Regions from separate parts of the Homo sapiens genome. Here region 1 is linked to region 2. The links are chromatin contacts, found by Hi-C or POLR2A ChIA-PET in ENCODE. All regions are on one chromosome and are shown on one strand. Each heading gives the region's core, a stretch centred on a gene start or an enhancer-like site at or near the end of the contact. The rest is flanking DNA. Distances are from core to core; before and after follow the strand shown.

Region 1 (3,166 bases), core at 152-2,651, 43 kb after region 2:
GGCCAAATCAGGAGATGCTGTAACCACTGAGCTGCCAGCCCTGTCAAGCAGGATGCTGGGCAGAGGGGACACATCAGTTCCCTCCATCTCCCATGCCAGACCTGGCAAGTCTGGGCAACCCAACCCAAAGCCTCCCCACTGTTCCAACAGCCTGGGGGACTTAGCTGATCTAACATCCACCCATTCCCATTTAACAGATGGAAAAACTGAGCCCAGAGTGGGGCCAGGACATACCCAACATCATAGCGCAGATGAAGACACAGCCAGGACCAGAACTCAAATCTCCTACACCAGTGGGCTTCCCCCCTGAGCCTGAACATGGAGTCACCACTGGCTCAGTGATTACTGAGTGGAAAGGGATTCGAGACGGCAGAGCACTGTGCAGAGATAGCTGGGCATGAGGGGAGAGAATGCAAGCCTCAGCTGGGAATCGGGACTCTTGGATTCTCATCTTCTCAGATTGACTTAATTCACCACTTCAGAGAGGTCTGTGCGTTCACTTGTTCATTGATTCATTTATTCAACAAATGTCTTCTTAGGTAACCTCTCTGGACCTCAGTCTCCTGATCTGTAAATGGGCAGAATGCCTTTCCCAGGATGGTTGTGGAAACAAATGAGAAAACAAATGGGCAACTTCTGGTGACTGCGCACAGGTGCATGCGTGGTTGCAGCAGATGGCAGTGCCGCCCGCGTGCCTTGGTTATTCCTGTGGCTCATGCCCATGGGAAAGCTTCCAACCACAGCACCTGCAACTCCCCCTGCCCCACAACAATGTTCTCTGGTCAGTGGTTGGGGGCAAGCCAGAGTCCTGGGAGTTAGCACACACCTAGGAGTGACCCTCAAGCAATGTTGGAACAGAGCCGAGGAATACACACTCAGCTCCCTCCCCGCTCAGCTGGGGTCACTCAGGTGTGTTCTACGCTGTCTTCCCAGGGTCCCCAGTGGGATGGAGCCCCGGTTGCCCACAGCTATAACTTGCTGGCTAATGCATATTCCTCCCTGGTTTCTTCCCCACCCCCTTACAGGTACTCCTTGGGATCATAAATGAACTACCTGCAACTCACATCCTAGTGTGAGTTGCAGGGTCTGCTTTCAGATCAGCCCAAACTCAGGTATGAACACATCGCATGTCATCTCATCTCACCTTCACAACACCCCTGGGAGGTGGGCCTGCTGCCCCACTCTACAGAAACAAATGCTCAGAAAGCTTAAGGTCATTGTCAAGAATATGGCAGATCTGGAATTTCTCCCCAGGACTGTCTGTCTCCAGAGCCAACACTCAACTATCACGTTATGCATCATCCCACCTCACCCCCAGGGACCTCCCTCATAATGGAAGCAGCAGCAAAGACTTCATAATGAACAGCACCAGGTAAGTGCTTGTGGAGATGAGAGAACTGCAACATTGCCTGTTGTCCTGCAGGCAGTAGTCCCGCAGCAAGCCAGCATGCTTTCCTGGGGACATGATACCTGAGCTGGGCGTTTAAGGATGCACTGGAGTTGTCCAGGTGGTGAATAAGAGAATGCACTCCAGGCAGAAGGAAGAGCAGGTGCAAAGGCTTAGAGACACGAAAGAGGGTGTTGTATTTAAGGAATGCCGGAAAGCAATGAAGGTGTGTGGGGTGTGATGCCTTCAGGAGAGGGTGGGAACCTTTGCTCTAGAAGTAGGCCTGCATTGCCCCTGGTGGGCTGGGCACCACCCTGCTCAGAAGGCTTCAATCAGGCACAGGTGTGGTCAGATGTGTGGCTCTGGTGGCAGTGTGGAGCAGATCATGCTTGATACATAGTATATGCTCAATACAGATGTAGTCTTAACTATTAATTTTTTATTTTATTATTTCAATTTTGTATCTAGTTTGTTTTTGTTTTTGTTTTAAGACTTCTGTACCCCCAATGTCATGAATAATTACTTTCTTCTAAAAATTTTAAATTTTGCTCTTTCCCATTCAGGGCTTTGGGTCATCTGAAATGTACGTTATGTTTGGTGTGAGGTAGGAATAGCATTTTATCTCTTCTGTGTGAAGAGCCAGTTAGCCTAGCACCATTTCTTTATTAAATAGGTTGCTCTGTAAATGCTGACGTCTTCCACGTTCGAAGTGCCCATTTATAAGTGGGTGCGTTCAGAGGTTCTCTCTTCCATTTTTTGAACATCCTCCTTGAATCACTACACTTTATAATAAGCCATCGTCTCTAAAAAGACAAGGCTTTCTTAATATTCTTCTTCAAATTTGAGTTGGTGTATTAGTGCTACGGGATCTTTGGGGTGTCACTTTTCTGGCCGGAAACCTCTGTGTGGCTGCTGCAGTGGGGCAGGCAGCTCCAGGTGCCAGCACCAGTGCCAGCTTTCTGTGAGTCTGTGGTTGGACCAGGTGCATTGCAAGCAGCATCCACAGCTGGCACTGGGAACATAGTGGCACCTGGAAGCTTGGAGATGCCAGGAACCACAGGGACCCAAGGAGGGAGTCATAGGTCTGGCTCAGGGAGCACCCAGGCCTGAGCTCCCTGAAGGGCTGCAGCTCCTCTCTCCTCTTTGCCTGTGGCATGGCGAGCAAGGGACATATCTCAGCCCTGTTTGTGTTACAGCTCTTTAGCCTTGCCATTCATCAGGTCCTGAGTTCTTGTCCTGCAATCCAGAATAATGAAGTATGCAGACAAGTGGAGGGTGAGCAAAAGGAAGAGGAGCTTTACTGAGCAATAGCGCAGCTCAGAGGAGACCTGCCATGGGTAGCTCCTTTCTGCAGCCAGAGTGTCTCGATGAGTGTTCAGCTCCTAGCAGAGCGTGTAGTTCCTGCAGGCAGGTTCCAACAAGTGTTGAGGTCTCAGCAGAGAGGGTAGCTCCTCTCTGCAGCTAGTTGTCCTGACAAGTGTTCAGCTATCAGCAGAGAGGGTTGCTTCTCTCTGCTGCTGGCCATCCTGTTGTCTGCAGCTCTCCGCAGAGAGGAGGCCCTAGAGGGGGTGGCTTCTCTCTGCAGGCAGGTTATTCTGTTGTCTCTGCGGCTCTCAGCAGAGAGGCTAGCTCCTCTCTACAGCTGGTCATCCTATCGTCTCTTTGTCCTCTCAGCAGAGAGGAGGACCTGGGGTGGGTTGCTTTTCTCTGAAGGCAGATGGCAGCCCTCCCTGGCCTGTCTGCCTCTTGCTCCCAGGCTTGTTCATGGCCCCCAGGCTG
Region 2 (3,154 bases), core at 48-2,547:
TTCCTGTTGTCAAGTGGGCCCAGGGCTTCCCCACCTGCAGGCCCAGTACCTGTCCTTCCCTCTGCCTACAGTGCTTTCCCATCCTTTTCCCTTGGTCAAAATAATGCTTCAAGACCCGCACACGTGTCATGTCAGCCATGGGACCAGGTGTGCCCCCTTTAGAGCTCCCACAGCACTGGCTACAGCCACTCCCGCTGCAGGCCTGGCTCAGATTCCAGGTGACCCCCACAAGGGAGGGTTTGCTCCATGGAGGCTGGCGTCCTCTCCCAAACTCTGAGAGACTGTGGGGTCCCTGAGGGCAGGGGCAGAGTTGTCCCCATCTTTCCCCAGGGGCTCTTTAATAAAGAAAGGTAGCAGCACAACAATAGTATGGGTGTTGGAACCTGCTGGGGTGCCCTTTGTAGGGAGAGCGGGGGTAGTTTGTTTGGGACTGGGTTGGGTTAAAAGGAGTGAGCTGGATTAGGAGGATTTATCTTAAATGTGGTGGATTTAAGTTGAGTTAGGCCCAACCACCCAGGATGGTTAGGCAGAGTTATCTGGGTTCAACTGGATTAAACTGAGCTAGTTAGATTGGGCTTGTTAGTAGAGTGGGGCTGGATTAGTTGGGTTGTCCTGGTTAGGTGAAATGACCTGTGTGGTTGAATTGGGTTGGGTTATTTGGACTGAGAGAGCCAGGTTGGTTTGAGCTGGGTAAATTGAGTTGGTTTGGCCTAGTTGAACTGGGTTTTGGGGTTGGCTTTGTTTGGGTTAGTTCAGTTGGGTTGGTTTGGGCTGGTTTAACTGGAGTTGTCTGGTTAGTTGCATTCAGCAAGTTAGTTGTGTTAGGCTGCTGAGTTGAGTTGGATTGGCCAATTGGGCTGGTTCAGTTGAGTTGGGCTAATCAGTTGATTAGGCTGGATAGGTAGTGGGGCAGGGCTCCTTGGGTTGGGGTGGGCGGTTAGGTTTGGTTAGATGGGTTGAGCCCATTCCTTGGGTTGGGTTTGTTGCTTGGGTGACTGATTTGGGTTGGCTTGGGCAGGGTTAGTTGGGTAGAGCTAGTGGGATGAGATAGGTCACTTGGGTTTCTAGAACTGGACTGGCTTAGACAGATTGGGTTGGTTGGCTTGTCTGTTGGGGTAGGCCGGCTTGGTGGGCTGGGTTATGGCCTGGCTGGGTTCCGGGTTGGCGGAGGGATGGCCGCAGCCCTCTGAACTCTGCTCAGTCTCCAGCTCTAAGTCAGAGCGGGAGGTAGGGGGTGGGCGCGGTGGCCACAAATAGCTGTGGGGAACACAAACAGTTTGGTCTTCAAAGACCTCAGTGGTGGCGGCTGTAACTTTCCACACGGCCCCAGCAAGCACGTCTCTAGGCCTTGTGTTCGGGCCCAGCTGCTGCTTCCTCTGTGAGCAAACCACAGTGTGGGGGGCGGGAGAGGAGGGAGCTTGGGGGCTCCGAGTCTCCCCACAGGAGCCAGGCAGGCCTTGCCAGGCATCCCCCAGCTTAGGTGCCAGCTGCTCTCTGCCGAGGGGAGAGATACTAGAGATACTGACCCTGCATTAGGGGGAATATCCCCTCCCCTACGGCAGCCCTGGCATGGCCGATGTGCCAGGCCCAGCAGGGGCTTGAGAGGAGGAAGGGCTGTGGGGAGGCAGGAGCAGAGGTGGGGGTGATGGTTCAACTACAGGCCTGGGAGAGTCAAGAGTGTCTGAGAGCTTGGTTTCTGCACAGCTGTGGCGGGATCTGGGTGGACATTCATTCATTCATTCATTTATTCAAAAAACTATTTCTTTTTTTTTTTTTTTTTTTTTTTTTTGAGACGGAGTCTCGCTCTGTCGCCCAGGCCGGACTGCGGACTGCAGTGGCGCAATCTCGGCTCACTGCAAGCTCCGCTTCCCAGGTTCACGCCATTCTCCTGCCTCAGCCTCCCGAGTAGCTGGGACTACAGGCGCCCGCCACTGCGCCCGGCTAATTTTTTGTATTTTTAGTAGAGACGGGGTTTCACCTTGTTAGCCAGGATGGTCTCGATCTCCTGACCTCATGATCCACCCGCCTCAGCCTTCCACAGTGCTGGGATTACAGGCGTGAGCCACCGCGCCCGGCCTCAAAAAACTATTTCTTGAGCATTCATTAAGTGCAAAGACCTGCAGACAAGGGTCAAAGGAAGGAGAGATGGGGATGGCCACAGAGACAGGCTGAGGCTTCCTGGAGGGCGGTGTCGCCACGCCATCCCCTGTATTCTTATTCCCTCTGCTCAGCCCCTTTCTGTTGCTCCTTTGAAGGGACCCACTGTGGGCAGCTCAGAACCTGCCTGTGCTCAGACAAGGTGTGCCCTGTGGGCAGACGTGATGGTGGCACTTGCAGCCCAGCACCCTCCCTTCCCCCTGCCCAGCCCTCTAACTTCCCTGCCTCTGGTCTGTGCCACACCCTACCTCCCCACCCATACCAGCTGGGCTGACCCTGCCCTAGTCCCTGGGAAGGCAGAACAGTGAAACACAAGGGGCCTCAGAGTTTGTCAAATCTAAGCTCACGCTGTAGAGATGAAGAAATTGGGGCCTAGAGTCGGAGCATGGCTTGCCTAGGATACATGGTGCATCGGAGGCAGAGCGAGGGTTGCTGTCTGGATGCCCTGACTGCCCACGCCGGGAGCAGCCACCTGGCTCCGTGGGAAGTCCAGCAGTCCCAGCCTTGATATTTACATCTGTGTGGCCTTGGGCAAGTGTCTTCATCTCTCAGCCTCAGCTTCCTTCAGGGCAATGGTTCTCAACCCTAGGTGATTTTGTCTCTTAGGGGAACATTTGTCAATGTCTGGAGACATTTTCGGTTGTCACAACTCGGGGCGTGCAATGGCACCTGGTGGGTAGTAGCCAGGAATGCTGCTAACATCCAACAGTGCCCAGGGCAACCTCCTACAACAAAAAATTGTCTGGTCCTAAACGTCAGTAGTGGTGAAGCTCAGAAACTGTTCTACGCTGACCAGTTGTCCCAGTTAGCCTGGGACTGAAGGGTTTCCTGGGACATGGGACCTTCAGTACTAAAACTGGGACAGTCCAGGGCAACAAGGATCGTTGGTCACGCTAGCTTCTTCCTCTGTAAAATGAGACCATCGTTACCTTCCCCACAGCACTGTCACAGGCTGCGTGAGAGTCTGTGTGCTGACGGCTCAGCACCATGCCAGGCC

The links. Hi-C counts contacts between places; a loop is a spot of excess contacts on that map. ChIA-PET counts read pairs that join two places held with the same protein, here RNA polymerase II (POLR2A). Pooled maps may share reads with other maps.
Region 1: a map of PC-9 shows a loop between it and region 2 (13-fold over the local background). The contact joins the promoter of LINC02793 here to the enhancer-like site in region 2. A Hi-C loop is called at or near these places in 16 of 168 maps with a recorded cell type or tissue (B cell, CD14-positive monocyte, CD4-positive, alpha-beta T cell and 11 more), 3 of 37 single-sample maps with no recorded cell type and 13 of 50 pooled maps. POLR2A ChIA-PET finds 5 or more read pairs at or near these places in 15 of 52 experiments (CD4-positive, alpha-beta memory T cell, CD8-positive, alpha-beta T cell, CD8-positive, alpha-beta memory T cell and 10 more).

What each region holds. Positions count from the first base shown.
Region 1 is chr1:25,039,766-25,042,931 of GRCh38, forward strand. LINC02793 (long intergenic non-protein coding RNA 2793) reads left to right here and starts at 1,402. Exons shown (of 3, transcript XR_947090.3): 1 at 1,402-1,613.
Region 2 is chr1:24,996,439-24,999,592 of GRCh38, forward strand. No RefSeq gene overlaps it. Among named protein-coding and RNA genes, the nearest start is that of MIR4425, 25 kb to the right of the region's middle. RefSeq lists an enhancer at 1,286-1,515. Within about 2 kb of position 1,298, at least 4 of the 41 ENCODE cell types and tissues checked have a DNase peak (open chromatin) inside an H3K27ac peak, as active enhancers do; they include CD8-positive, alpha-beta T cell and natural killer cell, where a contact is called at or near this core.